Linked DNA regions of Homo sapiens: region 1 is linked to region 2. Evidence: chromatin loops called from intact Hi-C (ENCODE). Cell type or tissue: adrenal gland. All regions are shown on one strand.

What was found. A loop is a pair of places that touch in the nucleus more often than their neighbours do. Peaks named below come from ENCODE experiments on the same cell type or tissue, not always from the same donor. Only the 100,000 strongest peaks of a DNase experiment are listed, where the experiment ranks them.
Region 1: a loop joins it to region 2, with 5 times the contacts of the local background. A loop is called at or near these places in 74 of 110 quality-filtered maps.

The regions. Positions count from the first base shown.
Region 1 is chr3:45,228,819-45,236,818 of GRCh38, forward strand. No RefSeq gene overlaps it. Among named protein-coding and RNA genes, the nearest start is that of TMEM158, 6.5 kb to the left of the region's middle. In adrenal gland, no CTCF peak of the experiment used is centred here; no DNase peak of the experiment used is centred here.
Region 2 is chr3:45,494,719-45,502,718 of GRCh38, forward strand. It overlaps LARS2 (leucyl-tRNA synthetase 2, mitochondrial), which reads left to right. Exons shown (of 22, transcript NM_015340.4): 14 at 1,557-1,655; 15 at 5,724-5,861. LARS2-AS1 (LARS2 antisense RNA 1) reads right to left here. Exons shown (of 4, transcript NR_048543.1): 3 at 526-782. Among named protein-coding and RNA genes, the nearest start is that of LARS2-AS1, 11 kb to the right of the region's middle. In adrenal gland, CTCF peaks have their summits at 4,997 (motif pointing left) and 5,199; no DNase peak of the experiment used is centred here; H3K27ac peaks cover 631 bases.

The DNA of each region.
Region 1 (8,000 bases), 270 kb before region 2:
ACAACAATCCCATGGATGTGATGCCTATTTTACCATGAGAAAACTGAGGCTCAGAGAAGGTGAATCACCTACCTGAGGTCCCACAGCAGTTAGTGGCAAAGCCAGGATATCAGTACAGTCTCCCTCATCTGAAAAGTTCATTTTTTTTTTAAATAAAGAACTAGAGGCATCTCATCTCATGGCAGTAGGCATCAAGGTCTGTGCATAAGTTAAACAAGTATGTGGTACAATTCTATTTTATTTTGATAAAATAAACTTTCAGTTGAGTTCCTTTTTAAAGATGTATTTTTTATAAATATAACAGCCTTATACAAAGGTTGGAAAGCAGGGAGGAAACAATTCTAATCCCAGCTACCTGATGTCTTTACTTTTCTGCCTCTGCATCATTATTCTTTTCTGCATTTTTTTCATATTATCTAAAATGTGCAAATGTTACTTCTACCAAAAAAAAAAAAAGAGGAAAATTTGAAGTCTCACCACCTTTCTCAACCATGATCTCTTTGTGGTCCTCCCTCCAGCTCGGCAGGGACCTGGAGGGCCAGCCAGGGCAAAGGGTGGTCCATGCTCGTGTTGGCTGACTGAGTGAGTCTGCCTACTGGTAAAGAACTCTGCCTGAGCTATCGGCTGACACCTGTTCATAAGCTGTGGTTCTGGCCACCTCTCTGATCCATCTTCTCCTACTTTCCCTTCTTCTCTTCACCTGCTCTGTTCCAGACATCCTGACTTCCCTGCTGTTTCATGAACACACCAAGAAAACTCGACTCAAGGCCTTTGCCCATGCTTTTTCCTCTGCCTGAGACAGTGTTCTGATACCTGTCTTGCTTGCTCCCTCTCTTCCTGTAGATCTCTGCTCAGATGTCGGCTCCTCAGAGATGCCTGTTCTGACCAATCTCTATAAACAATGCCCATTCCCACCATCCCCATCACTCCTCTTTTTTTGAGACAGAGTCTCAGTCTGTCACCCAGGCTGGAGTGCAATGGCACAATCTTGGCTCACTGCAACCTCTGCCTCCTGGGTTCAAGTGATTCTCCTGCCTCAGCCTCCCCAGCAGCTGGGATTACAGTTGCCCCCCATGGCACCAGGGTAATTTTTGTAGTTTTAGTAGAGATGGGGTTTCTCCGTGTTGGCCAGACTGCCCTCAAACTCCTGACCGCAAGTAATCCACCTGCCTCGGCCTCCCAAAGTGCTGGGATTACAGGCGTGAGCCACCGCACCCGGCCTCCCCATCACTCTCCAGCCTCTTATGCATTGTCCCACTTCTTTCAGTACTTCTCATCAGCTGACACACGGTTGTGTTTTTCTTTGTTTAATGTATCTTCCTTTATTTGCATGTCTGCTCCCTCAAAGCAAAACTACCTGTTTTGTTCAATGGAACAGTACATGGCACACAGTAGGGATTCAATAAATAGTTGAGGAATGAGTGAGTGAATTCAATAGACTGAGTCAACCCAGCAAGACATGAGTGGCATCTTAGGGAGTGGAGATGGACAGAACCACCTAGACAGTCCTTATATCAGGTTTAAGGAAGAAAGGCAGATGAGATCCCTTCCATTTCCCCAAATCCTGTAATATTTATAAAATGAATGGAAGGCTTTGATAAATTTCTGATTGTCCATAAAACGAGGACAGCACATTTTTCTCCATGGACTGTATTGTTAGAACACAATAATTGAGGACATCAAAGAAAATTATTAGGAATGATGCATGGTAATTTCATTCTGTTCATTTCCTATGTTCCTCCCCAGTATTAGCTAATTTTTCCTTATACTGCCTATTGAAGTAATAACTTTAAAAAAAGATCTCTCTGAGTTATTTGAATTCCTTTCATCCAGTGACCTCAGAGTGTGGCAGGTACAGCAATTCATTGGTTCTCTTTTATTATGTGGGTGGAATTAAGATATGATTACCATATGTTGTAGACTGAGAAATAAGCAAGAACCACAAAAGAATCATAACAACAGGACGGAAAAAAGCAGCAGCTAGAAGCCAGTGGTTCAGCTATATCAAAGTCATAGGAGGTTGTCGTACTTGTGTTGAGTGTGTGTTTTGGGGAGGACTGGGAAGTGAAGAAAATAATGCTTTTCATGGGTGTCCTCCTGATACATCCCATTTCTCATATGGGAGGCTCGAGGACTGGTTTGCAGGAGCAGCTGAAGATCTGGGCATCTGCCAGGGGCCGCTGGAATGGAAGTCTGGAAGCCCCCAGTGTTCAGCTGATTTAGACCCTGACAGTCTCTTGCCCTCTGCTTGCATGAAGCATTTCGATTCCCCGCCCCCCTGCCCCCCCCATGTCTCTACCCAATCTCCAGGGTGTGGACATTTATCCTTCCTGACCACCATGGTCAGAAGGGAGGGTTGCCTCTGCAGAATTCTGGCTGCAGTTACAGCCTGCACAGTTCATTTGGTAATCATGGGCCGCCTTGGGACAAGCCGACTGTTGCCAGCCTACATTGTTACTTAGACTTAATTCTGTCTTGCACATTAAATGTTTGCATGTGGATACCTTGTGTGCATGGTAGGCAGGGACTGCTGCCTGTATTTCTTTTCTGTAGTCATGCTGTTCATCTGGTAAGATTTCAGCAAAGACATTTTGAGGAAGTAAGAAGCTTCTGCTCTTCTGGAGAGATGGAGAGTGTCTAAAAGAGCACTGGGAGGAAAGTGGTGCCCATGTGGTACATGTGGTGCCCTTCAGTTTTCTTGTCAATGAAAACGAGAGAAATGCCTGCTGAGAGAGCACCTCTCCTGGGCTTAGCCTGACGTTGGCACCTTTACCAGATGATAGCTGTCCCTTAACTGGCAGTTACTTGTGCCAGGCGCTGTGCTAAGAGCTTGAAATGCATCCTTACCATTGTTCCATGAGGAAGAGATTTCTGTGCCATTTTACAGATGAAGTAAACTGAGGCTCAGAAGGATAAAGTGACTTTTACAGTCATACAACGGTGGAGCCGAGATTCAAGCCTTGTCTGACAACCTTGTTTTTCACTGCAGCCCTGCTGAATGGCCTCCATCATCACTAACAACCTTGCGAGTTGGAGGTTATCTTCCCATTTTACTGATGAGAAAACAGGTGCAGGAAGGCTGGGCATTGGACAAGGACCGACTCATTGGCTCTTCAGCCTTCCAGGAATATACCCTGCATCCAGTCTCAATTCATAAATTCTGCCAATACTGAAATACTTAAGGATGTTTTCCCAGTCTGATGCATCCTTACTGATGAAGCTCTGGCTTGTGGTTTTCCTGCTATCAAGTGTGTCTCCTCCACTGGTGTCTTTAATGCTCAGCATGGCACCTGGTACAGAGTAGGTGCTCAGTTAGTGCTGGTCGGGAACCTGGGATACAGCTTGACAGACACCCAGCCTGCAGCTCCCAATTTACTTAGGAGCCTTCACGTATGACATTGGTGGATTTTTAAACAAATTACTTGGAGAGGTACGGAAGAGAGAGGGGAAAAAGTCCAGGGAAACTAACACACATTGATAGGGACAGAAAAGTGGTTTCTGTGAAACGACTGCTGTGAAACACTTATTTCTGGGGTTAATGTCCATCACATGAACCTAACAGAATCTATTCCTTGAAAACAAAATGTTTTGTAATATGGTAACATGCATTTCTATAAATTTGTGTGCCACTTAAAGTAATTTTTTTGGGAGAGACAGCCCTTAAAGCAAGTGATATTTTGTGGTTTGTGTATCCACCTTATAACAAATTAAGATGACATTTAGCATTCATAATTGTAAATTCTGAGGATTTCAATGTTGCAAACCTGAGAGACAAAGCTGCACCATCAAAGTCAAGGCAGCTGGATGTTCCCCATCAGCCACTAAAAGTGTCATAAAAATTTACTTCATGCTGCTTCAAAACAGCACTAACATTCCCTTCAAAGGAAATAATTGGCATTCCATTTACAGAGATGCAGAAGAGATGGGGGAAGCAAAAGCCCATTTTGAGAGAGTCAGGAACATTGGAACACATTTATCATGGCCTTTCATGCCTTCTAACCTCAGTCCTTCTTGCTGGATCTATGGGCTCCTACATGCTTGTGGGACAGCTGAAGTTTGCTTGGATGTGCTCATTCAGGCAGATGTTCTGCCTGACAGTCTCTTCACGTTGAGATTGCCTCTTGGTCAGTCTGTTCTCTCTTTTTCTACTAAAGTCCTCAGATTTGGGGATTTGAGAGAGTTGTGACTATGACCACGGAGCCTAGCAAACCTGGCTTGGATACACCATTTTGTCTTGTTGTGTCTCAGTTTTCATGTCTATGAAATGGGCCTAATAGCTGCTCTATTGTGAGGGTTAAATGAGTTTATTGTTATAAAACAGCCAGTTCAGTGCCTGCACAGGGTAAGTATTCAGTGAGTCCAGCTAGCTAGCACTTTTAGTTCCAGAAAGTACTGCTTTTTGGAACACTGGCATGTGGCTTCTTCTCTGTCCTTACCCTAATGTGGAAACTGGTATATTTCCACCTGCATGGATTCATCACTGTATGTGGAAAATAGGGAGGGCAAGCTCCCAGCTTAAAAGAAGCTAAATTTCTATCTACATGGGGCCATCCTTGGCAATCAAGCAAATCCAGTGGCCATGACAGTTAGAAGAGATCCTAGAGGCCACCTAATCCAAACTCCTGATTTTATACATGTGGAAACCAAGGCACAGAGAGGGGTCCTGGCTGTACCAAAGATCACAATCTGGTTGATAACAAAACCAGGGCTAGAAGCCAAGCCCCTTGGCCAACTGAGCATCAGGCACAGCGCCTCTCTAAGTATACTCCTTTGCAGTGCTTTCATAGCTGCACTTTAAAAATGAGGTCCAGTTGCAAAGTGAGAGCAATGAGCCTTTCTAATTTACTTAGGAAAGAAGAGGAAAATGATGGCCTTTATAATTGCTGGAATCACACTTCTAACTAGATTTACAGGGTGGAGGATTGATTGCATGCACCAAGAGTGCCGGTGTATTCAGCAAGCTTCCGTTCTGATGCAATTAAGGCTTGCTCCTTCCAGCTCTGCTGAGGACCTGGGTGAGATTCCAGGAGACTCAGGTGTGAGATGGAAGCCCAGGCTGCACCAGCCCTGGCCTTAAGTTTGAATAAATCCGTGGAAATAGGCAAAAACTTGGAGCCCATGTTCTAAGTGGGGCTGTTGGGTCATCACTAGGCTGAGCAGAGGAGACTAACTGAAAGAGCATTCCAGCTACAGACTCCAGAAGATTCTGGGTAATTTGTAGGTGGAGCCTTCTTGACCTTCTCTAACTAGGCCCTGGACCAGTGAAGACCAGGTCTGGAAGGATACCAGGTTGTCTTGGGGTTTGAATCATCTATGAACTGTACAGTCTTGGGCATAATGCTTACCACTCTGAGCCTTAGTTTTCTCAACTGTAAAATGAGAATAATAATGGAGCACTTGCTTCACGGGGTTGTAGTGAGGACTAAAAGAACTAACATTTTAAAATTACATGGGACCGTACCTGATATGTAGTAAGTGTTCAAAAACTATTAAATAAATGAGTAAATAAAGACATGAACTATATGCCTGGAGACTGTGGAAACTTTAAGCTGATGACTTTGCCTCTGGCCACCTGGACTTAGAGCCTGCCACTTGCTCATACTCCCCCTCTGGTGTGACTGAACCTGTCTCCACACCACATCCTGGTTGGGGAGGGTGGGGCTAATGTCTCTTTCTCTCTTCCTTCTGCTTGTTCCTGCCATCACTTGGATCCAGTCCTGGGTCATGCTTCCTGTTACCTGGGCTGCTGAGCAGACTCCTGCAGTCCTTCACACAGTAGCAGAATCCCCATGGGACTGCCTGCTTGAAGCTTTATGCCATGGTCACTCAGGGCCTCCTGTGCCCTTTCCCTGCTGCCCAGGTGGCACCTCGAGGGCAGCCTCCATCTTGATTGTATCTGGGTTTGTTCTGCCCTCTGGACTTTGGAGATGTGTGCCATGAGCTTCTCCAGAAGAGTCCAGTGCTGCCCTGCAGCTGGGCCTGTGGTCCTGGCCTGCTCTACCCACCTCACCTGGCATGGCTCATGCCTTTTGGCTGGCTGCTGAGCAAGAGATGGAGTGCGCAGGAGAAAGGAATCAGACCTCTTCTGTAACCAAACTCCTGTGGAAATCTAGACCAATGAAGCCTAGAGATCTGAGCTGCCCACTTGTCACTCAATTGTGAGTGACAGTATGGCAAGAAAACACATTATTTACCCTTCTAGAGGCAAACCAAAGAGGCTCACAATGTCCCACAATCCACCAAAGGCCCAGCCATCTCTCTGCCCACCAAAACCCATATCCTCAGTGACCTCTGTCCCAAGAAGGGACATCTCCCAGGGAGGACCCATGTGGCCTAAACTTTTCTTCTATGCCCCTGTGGCCTAAACTTTTCTTAAATCTTGTCTATTTTAGTTCCTTGCTCATTGATAATCTGGCGTCTTGTTTTAAGCTCCAAAATGGCAAATCACTTTTATTTTGTAGCCTAACTTGGATTGTCTAGGAGTGGTTGTTGGAGTGCTATGTTAAGAAGGACCCTGAGAAATTGAAATACTGCACTGTTAGTGGGAATGTAAAATGGTGCAGCTGCACAGTATGGAAGTTTCTCAAAAAATTAAAAATAGAATTAACATATGATCCAGCAATCTTACTCCTGGATATACATCCAAAGAATTGAAATCAGGAGTTTTAAGAGATATCTGCACTCTCAGGTTCATTGCAGCATTATTCACGATAGCCAAGAGGTGGAAGCAACCGAAATGTTCCAAAGACAGATGAATGGACAAAGCAAATGTGGTATGTGCATACAATGAAATATTATACAGCCTTAAAAAAGAAGAAAATCTTACTATTTGCAACAACATGGATGGACCTGGAAAGCATTACAGTAAGTGAAATGAGGCAGTCACAGGACAAATACTGCATGATTCCACTAATATGATGGATCTAAAATACTCAAACTTTTAGAAGCAGAAAATAGAATAGTGGTTGGCAGGGGATAGGGGAAAGGGGAAATGGGGAGTTGTTGTTCAATGGGTATAAAGTTTCAGTTATATGAGATGATATGGTTTGGATCTGTGTCCCCGCTCAAATCTCATGTCAAATTGTAATCCCCAAAGTTGGAGGTGGGGCCTGGTGGTTGGAGGTGATTGGATCATGGGGACGGCTTCTCATGGTTTAACACCATCCCCCTTGGTGCTATTGTGGTGATAGTGAATTCTTGTGAGATCTGGTTGTTTAAAAGTGTGTGGCACCTTCCCCGTCTCTCTCTTGGTCCTGTTCCTGCCATATAAGATGCCTGCTCCTGCTTTGCCTTCCACCATGAGTAAAAACTCCCTGAGGCCTCCCCAGAAGCAGATGCTGCCATGCTTCCTGTATAGCCTGCAGAACTGTGAGCCAATTAAACCTCTTTTCTTTATAAATTACCCAGTCTCAGGTATTTCTTCATAGCAGTGCGGGAACGGACAAATACACGAGATGAATAAGTTCTAGAGGTCTGCCATACAACATAGTGCCTATGGTTAACAATATGGTATGGTGTGCTTAAAACTTTGTTAAGAGGATAAATCTTATGATCTTATGTTAAGTGTTTTTACCACACACACACCCCCAAAAGGGACACAAACTTTTGGAGGTGCAGATGTGTTTATTAACTTGACTGTGGTGGTTTCACAAATGTATTCATAGGCCTGGCATAATGGCTCACGCCTGTAATCCCAGCACTTTGGGAGGCCAAGGTAGGCGGATCATCTGAGGTCAGGAGTTTGAGACCAGCCTGACCAACATGGAGAAACCCTGTGTCTACTAAAAATACAAAATTAGCCAGACATGGTGGTGCATGCCTGTAACCCCAGCTACTCGGGAGGCTGAGGCAGGAGAATCACTTGAACCCAGGAGGCAGAGGTTGCAGTGAGCCAAGATTGCACCATTGCACTCCAGCCTGGGCAACAAGAGTGAAACTCCGTCTCAAAAAAAAAAGTATTCATATGGCCAAACTCATCAAATTGTACATATTAAATGTAT
Region 2 (8,000 bases):
TTGGCACCTGGTTCCTTCAGTCCCACAGGCCCACAACTCTAGGAATGTTCTTAAGAATGAGTGTAGCAGCTGGGCATGATGGCTCATGCCTGTGATCCCAGCACTTTGGGAGGCTGAGGCAGGCGGATCACTTGAGGTCAAGAGTTCGAGACCAGCCTGGCCAACATGGTGAAACCCTATCTCTACTAAAAATACAAAAATTAGCCGGGCATCATGGCATGCACCTGTAATCCCAGTTACTCAGGAGGCTGAGGCAGGAGAATTGCTTGAGCCTAGGAGGCAGAGGTTGCAGTGAGCTGAGATCGAGCCACTGCACTCCAGCCCAGGTGACAGAGCCAGACTCCATCTCAAAATAAAAATAATGAGTGTAACACTTGGGCCCTTGTGAGACCTTGGTCCTGCTGGACATGTCTGTCCCTAGGACAGGGATTCCTTTTTCTATGCAACCCTTCACATATCAAGGATCTCACTTTATTCTCTGTCTTGAACACCAGGGCTTTCTTCACTCTTCCATAAGGAACCTACCTTTAGGCAGTGGTCTCATGGTAGATATGTAATTAGCTTTGGAGGGGGGTCCTGATTTCTAGCATTTGCCAATTTCCGTGATGTACATACTCCCATCAGGGCCAGTTTCAAGCTACCAACTTGCCATCTTTTGTCACAGTGTTGTGAAGAGATGCCCCAATTGATTCTTACAGGCTGGCATGAGCTGGAGCAACCATTGCCTTTGGGGCTTCCAAGTTGGTTTGTCTTCCTCGAGTCATCCTGGTAGATTTCTGCACCTGTCACCCCAGAACAGAAGTAGAAGAAAAATCCAAGTTGATTTTCCACACATCTCCCTATATTTGGTTCTCATTTGTCTTCATGCATTGATTGGCTTCATAAGCATCATAAAGTAGGCATTGGCGAAGGCAATCTTGACATGCCTGGAACAGAAGTTAAGGCACAAAAGAGATACCTAATCCTGTCTTGTCCTTTTGGATGGTGAGGCTTTCTACCAGGTTAAATTCAGAGAAGTGGAAAATAAGGCTTTTAATTGTTGAAAATTGAAACTTTTATTTGTAAATAAATTTCTTTAAAACATCGCATACTATACAATATAAAAAGAGAGCTTTCCCTGAATTGTCTTTTCATATGTGGCTTTATTCTTTTTTTTTTTTGAGACAGAGTCTTGCTATGTCACCAGGGTGGAGTGCAATGGCACGATCTTGGCTCACTGCAACCTCCACCTCCCGGGTTCAAGCCATTCTCCTACCTCAGCCTCCCAAGTAGCTGGGACTACAGGCACACGCCACGACGCCCAGCTAATTGTTCGTATTTTTAGTAGAGATGGGGTTTCACCATGTTGGCCAGTATGGTCTCGATCTTTTGACCTCGTGATCCACCCACCTCAGCCTCCCAAAGTGCTGGGATTACAAGCGTGAGCCACCACACCCAGCCTGTGGCTTTATTCTTATGACATTTTAAATTCATACTTATAGCTCTCTCAAAAGCTGATGGAAAACTGCATTAAAATTTAAAAAGAAACCAATTGATGAATTTCATTTCTTTCTTAGGTGCAAGGGAGCAGCCAAGAGAGAGACAGACACGATGGATACCTTTGTTGATTCTGCTTGGTACTACTTCAGATACACTGACCCTCATAATCCACACAGGTAAAACGTCCCTGCTGATGTCTTTGAGCATTTGTCAGTGTGGCTCCTCCTAGAAGCAAAGACCAAGATGGAATTAGACATGCAAGAGATTTCTTGGGGGGAAATGCCTGTGCAGATTAAAGGGGAGAAGAGGAGGAGTGGGCAGAGAGTGCTCTTAGACCACGATGGAGCTGTGACAGGTGTGAAAGGAGAAGGGAAAGGAAGGAGGATCAGGTGGAGGAGCCTCAGCCCACAGCACAACTCTGAGAAAGCCTCGACCTGGCCAGTGGGAAGGCCCAAGCAAAGCTTGTCCATTAGAGTCTTACAGTCAGGCTAAAATGGCTCTGCTCCAGCCCCTCCCTCTACTCTCCTGGGAGCAGCCTGGGAGAGCAACATGGGCTGGCAGGAACACACCAGAGTGGGTCCACAGATGCAGCAGCTGGAAGCTGTCAGTCAACTGTGCACCTCGGAACAGGCTCTCTTAAAGGGAGAGTGCTACATCATTAAGTTAGATTATTCACAGCCAAGTAAATCCCAAGTACAACACAAATACAAAACGGAAAAAGAAGGAAATGCTACTGTGATACCCTCCTTGCAGTGAACTGCATTTGTATGATTGTAAAGATGTAATGTTATTTATTTAACTGAAAAGAATAATGTAACTCTACAGAGAAGGTAGCAGGTAGGGAGGGTGAGACCGCTAAGAAGCCTCACCTCTTACTACATAGTAGATCATTTCCTAAATTGATAAATCAATAAAGAGTATAAACATGTTTTTTTTTTTCAATAATTGCTGGGAGAAACAACCAAAAGAATTAAAAGTGGCTAAGAGACAGGCCTGAGGCAAGGAAAGAATTGGGGCTGGAGACCACTGTTTTTCATTGTAAATCTTTCAGTACCATTTTGATTTTTAAGCTGTATTCATGTGTTTATTTGAACCCCGCCCCCCCCAAAAAAAGAAACAAATTAAGGAAAAGAGAGCAGTAGGTAGCCTTATAAAGAGAGAGAATGAGAACCGAAAGAAACTCTTCCAGAGCCCAGGAAAAAACACAGCATTGTGCTTAAAAGGGCCTTGCCTAATTGCTCTTGTCCATGGCAGAAACATTCTGGAACCCTGTTGCCTACATATAAAATATGCCTCCCTATTCTTCGTGGTTCTAAAATAATATCTTTCTAGTGAGACAGATACTCCTGCCCTCACCCTGCCAGAATTTCAACCTGCAGTGTTGTGATTCTGTAATTTGAGTTCATATCAGATATAAGGGGGATCCTTGTCAGGCATGGTGGCTCACGCCTGTAATTCCAGCGCTTTGGGAGGCCGAGGCAGGCTGATCACCTGAGGTCAGGAGTTGGAGACCAGCCTGACTAACATGGCAAAACCCCAACTCTACCAAAAATACAAAAATTAGCTGGACACGGTGGCACGCACCTGTAATCCCAGCTACTCAGGAGTCTGAGACAGGAGAATCGCTTGAACCCGGGAGGCAGAGGTTGCAGTGAGCTGAGCTCGTGCCACTGCACTCCAGCCTGGGCAACAAAGTGAGACTTCCTCTCAAAAAAAAAAAAAGAAAAAAAAGAAATGAGGGGGATCCTGAGTGAAAGACACCCTGCAAAGGCAGGAAGGGTGCAAGGTGACGACTGTGGCTGGGAACCACCAGCATGGCCTTCTCTGGCCCACAGAGGGGCTCCCCTTCAGGGCCTTCCCTCTATAAGGGGCCATTGGTGCATTTCATGTAGTAACAACTGGCTTAGAATGCAAGTGAGGTCAGGCTCTTTCCTTTCTCAGAGTGCTTCAAAGGAAAGCCTTCACACAGATGAGAGAGACCTCAAGTTACCGTGGCGGGAGAGACATCCTGAGACCGTCACAGCCCCCAGTTTGTGAACAGCAGTGAGCACTTCATTTCCCTCATGACACACTGTAGTTAGCTTCAGCCCCAGCACGAGTTCTTCCTGGGGTGGTTTCCTGAGTGGATCATAAATCTGAGCTGTAGCTACTTTCAACATTTCACTCCTTAATATATCCCAAACTTGTTTTCCGGCCAAATACCATCCTTCACTTTCCTTTCTTTTCTGTCGCCTGGATTGGCAGTTGAATTTCTTTAGGGAACTGTTTTTCACGAAGAAAAAAAGTGTTTTTTAAAAATTTTATCAGAATTCTGGTACAGTGACTGGAGAACACCAAACTATATTAAGATGCAAATATGTGGTGGTAGCCAGGCTCTTTTTTCTAGCCTCAAAGCTGAAGCCAGCCAAGTCTATCCTGGGGAAAAAGGTGGCTTGAGGTGTCAGGGAACCAATTCACAAATATTCGAAGTCCTCCAAAGGCAAAGGTTTGCTTGATTGGCTGACCTCAAGGGACGGCATTACCTTGGCAACACAGAGGTCTGTCGCCAGCCAGTGCTGCCCCTCCCACCGAAGGTCCCAGCCAGAAAATGGAAATGACATTTCCTTTCCTCTCCAGTGTCCTTTAGGACCCAAGAGTATGAGAAAGCCTTTCTATTAGTATCTGTTAGGTGAGAGTTATTGGGCTATTATATGACAAGTCACCTTAAATATGTTGCATCGCATTCAGTAAGCAATATACAGTCTCTAGCTGAGTATATTTTCAGACTGCTTTAAAAAATAAAATCAAATTTCTATTTTAAAATAAACATTTACAGCTGGGGCACAGTGGCTCACATGTGTAATCCCATAACTTGGGGAGGCCGAGGCAGGAAGATGACTTGAGGCCAGGAGTTCAAGACCAGCTGGACTGAACGTAGCAAGACCTCGTCTCCATAAAAAATGTTTTAAAAAAATTAACTGATGGCCAGGTGCAGTGGCTCACACCTGTAGTCCCAGCACTTTGGGAGGCCGAGTTAGGCAGATCACCTGAGGTCAGAAGTTCAAGATCAGCCTGACCAACATGGCAAAACCCCATCTCTACTAAAAATATAAAAATTAGCCTGGTGTGGTGTCAGGCATCTGTAATCCCAGCTACTCAGGAGGCTGAGGCACAAGAATAGCTTGAACCCTGGAGGCGGAGGTTGCAGTGAGCCGAGATCACGCCCCTGCAACCGAGCCTGGGTGACAGAGCGAGACTCCGTCTCAAAAAGAAAATTAAAAAAAAAAAAGAAAAAATTAGCTGGGCAGAGTGGTGTGTGTCTGTAGTCCTAGATACTTGGGAGGTTGAGGCTGGAAGATCGCTTGAGCCCAGGAGTTGGAGGCTGCAGTGAACTATGATTGTGCCACTGCGCTCCAGCGTGGGTGACCAAGCAAGACCCAAACTTTAATAAAGAAAAAAAAATGTTTTTTAATGTGAAAATAAATTAATAAATAAACATTTAGTATCTGCATGTTAATCTTCATTGTAAATACCACATTGCCCTCTATTGGTAGGAACTCTGACATCTCAATTGTGTAATCATAATAATAAAAATTAAAGTGAATCTAGATATTCAAGGTGCATTGTAGCAAGATGCCTTTTTTTGCTGGTATGTTTTCCTTTTGTCCTCATTTTATATGCAAATTGCTTTTGTTGAAATATGTCAGTAATATCTTCTGTAACCATTTTTATAATTTCATAAATTAACACTTACCTGACTTTTTTCTTTTTTATTATATAAGCTTTTCTCATATATATATTTTTGTTTGTTTGTTTGTTTGTTTGTTTGTCTGTTTTGTTTTTGAGACAGAGTCTCACCCTGTTGCCCAGGCTGGAGTGCAATGGCACGATCTTGGCTCACTGCAACCTCTGCCTCCCGGGTTCAAGTGGTTCTCCTGCCTCAGCCTCCTGAGTAGTTGGGATTACAGGTGCCCACCACTACAACTGGCTAATTTTTGTATTTTTAGTAGAGATGGGGTTTCGCCATGTTGGGCAGGCTGGTCTCGAACTCCTGACCTCAGGTGAGCCACCTGCCTCGGCCTCCCAAACTGCTGGGATGACAGGCATGAGCCACCGCGCCCGGCCTTCTCTTATATTTTAAAAAAATCATTGTTATTCCCTGATACGGTTCATTTCAGGGCATATGCATATTACAATAGGCCTGTTTAATTTACACAATTGTGGCAAAGCAGGTTTTTAAAAATGCCTCCATCTCTTTTTTACAGCCCTTTTAACACAGCAGTGGCCGATTACTGGATGCCTGTGGATTTGTACATTGGAGGGAAAGAACATGCCGTCATGCACTTGTTCTATGCAAGATTCTTTAGTCATTTTTGCCATGATCAAAAAATGGTTAAACATAGGTAAGCACTTATACTGCTTTGCAAAATAATTGAGTTCCATGAATAGCAACTTTAAGCAGGTGTCAGTTCTTCTGAAGCAAGGTAAATGCATGTAGTAGAATACTAGTTTTCTAGTATGCTTTAGAGGTTGTCAACCTTAATCATTTGAGGTCCATTTATATTGCGTAGTCAGTTCTGGCATGTGATGTTGCATGCTTGCATAGAACCTAGCCTTCAGTGCTTCTCTGTTTAACTGAGTTAAGTAATTAAGAATTGTACCTGTGAGGCAGAGAGGAGTGGCCCATAGTGTTTTATAGCATCTCATGTGAGGTCATGCTTATCACCCAGTCCTTCCATGTCAGCTCTTGTTCCTAAGCTTGGCTGAATCCCACCTTGATGCATCCCTCTAAAAAATGTATAGAGTGGATTTGAAATAGAGAATCACATTGTAAAAACATCAGTAAATTCTTTTCCTGTTGGCCTATTGTAACCCTTTCCTCATAATGTTCAGAAAAATGTGTGTGTACTTTTCCCCATGAAACGTATCATATATAAAAATTACATATTTAATGTATTTAAAGAATGGTACAACACATTAAATATGGAATTTTTATATATGAACATACATGCCCCACTCCTCAGTTTAAGAAACAGAGTATTTCAGGTACCTTAGAATCCCCAAGGTGCCCCCTCCAATTGTGTATCGCTCTTCTACGCCCACCACCTCGCCCCTAGCTAATACCGATCCCAGATTTTTAATTCCTCACTTTCTTGCTTTTCTTTATAAATGTATCGTTTCTGCATGTATTTTTAAACTATATATTGTCTGGTTTTCCTGTGTTTGAACTTTACATAGGTAGAATTATATTTCAGGTATTCTGTCTTGCTTTCCTCACTCAACAGTTTTTTGAGATTCAGCAGTGCTGACGGATGAAGTTATATTTCATTCCTGTTTCACTGCTGCGTGATATTCCATTATATGGAATGAAACTTCCAAAATAGAACTCAGTTTATGTATCATACCACCATTAATGGTGGTTGGACTGTTTTGTGCAATTATGAACAAAACTGCTATGAACCTTCTTGCACGTGGTTCCTGACATATGCGTCACCATTTCTTTAAAATGTGTACCTAAGAGTAGAATTGCTCGATTGTAGGATACGCACGTGTTCAACTGTCTTGAGAAACACCAAACTGTTTTCCATAGTGATTACCTAAGCCTATACTCCCACTAGTAGAAATGAGGGATCCGATCACTCTACGTCGTCATCAACATTTTGTACTATCCAACTTTTAAATTTCACCAAACCAGTGGGTATATAATGGGTCACGTTGTGAGTTAAATTTGAATTTCAAGACACCGATTTTTTTTTAATTTTTTAATTTTTAATTTTTGCAGGTACATAGTAGGTGTATATTTATGGGGTACATGAGATATTTTGGTATGGGCATGCAATGCATAGTAATCACATCATGGAAAGTTGGGTATCCATTCCTTCAAGCATTTATCCTTTGTGTTACAAACAATCCAATTATACTCTTTTAGTTATTTTTAAATGTTTAATTAAGTTATTGTTGACTATAGTTGATTTCTTAATGAAGTTTATCATGTTTCATAGGTTTATGAATCTCTGTGATCAAATCCCTGTTTGTATCCTATGCTTTTATTTTTTCTAGATCGTTTCTCTTTTATTGATTTGTAAGGGGTTCTTTAAATATTCTTGATACTAATCCTTTTTCAGCTATATGTATTGCAAGTAGTTTTTTCTAGTTCTTGGCTTGTCTTGTTTTTATGGCATCTTTTGATGAACAGAAACTCTTAATGTAGTAAAAATTAATAATCTTTCCTTTATGGCTACTGCTTTCGGTGTGTCAGTACTGTTAATGGAATAGTCCATCCTTTTCCCCACTGATCTGTAGTGCCCTCTCCATCATAAATCAAGTTGTCATATATCCCAGGGCTTATTGATAGGATCTTTATTCTGGGACTACAGGCGCCCACCAGCACGCCCAGCTAATTTTTGTATTTTTAGTAGAGATGGAGTTTCACCATGATGGGCAGGCTGGTCTCAAACTTCTGACCTCAAGTAATCCGCCTGCCTCGGCCTCCCGAAGTGCTGGGATTACAGGCATGAGCCACTGTGCCCAGCCAATTTCTT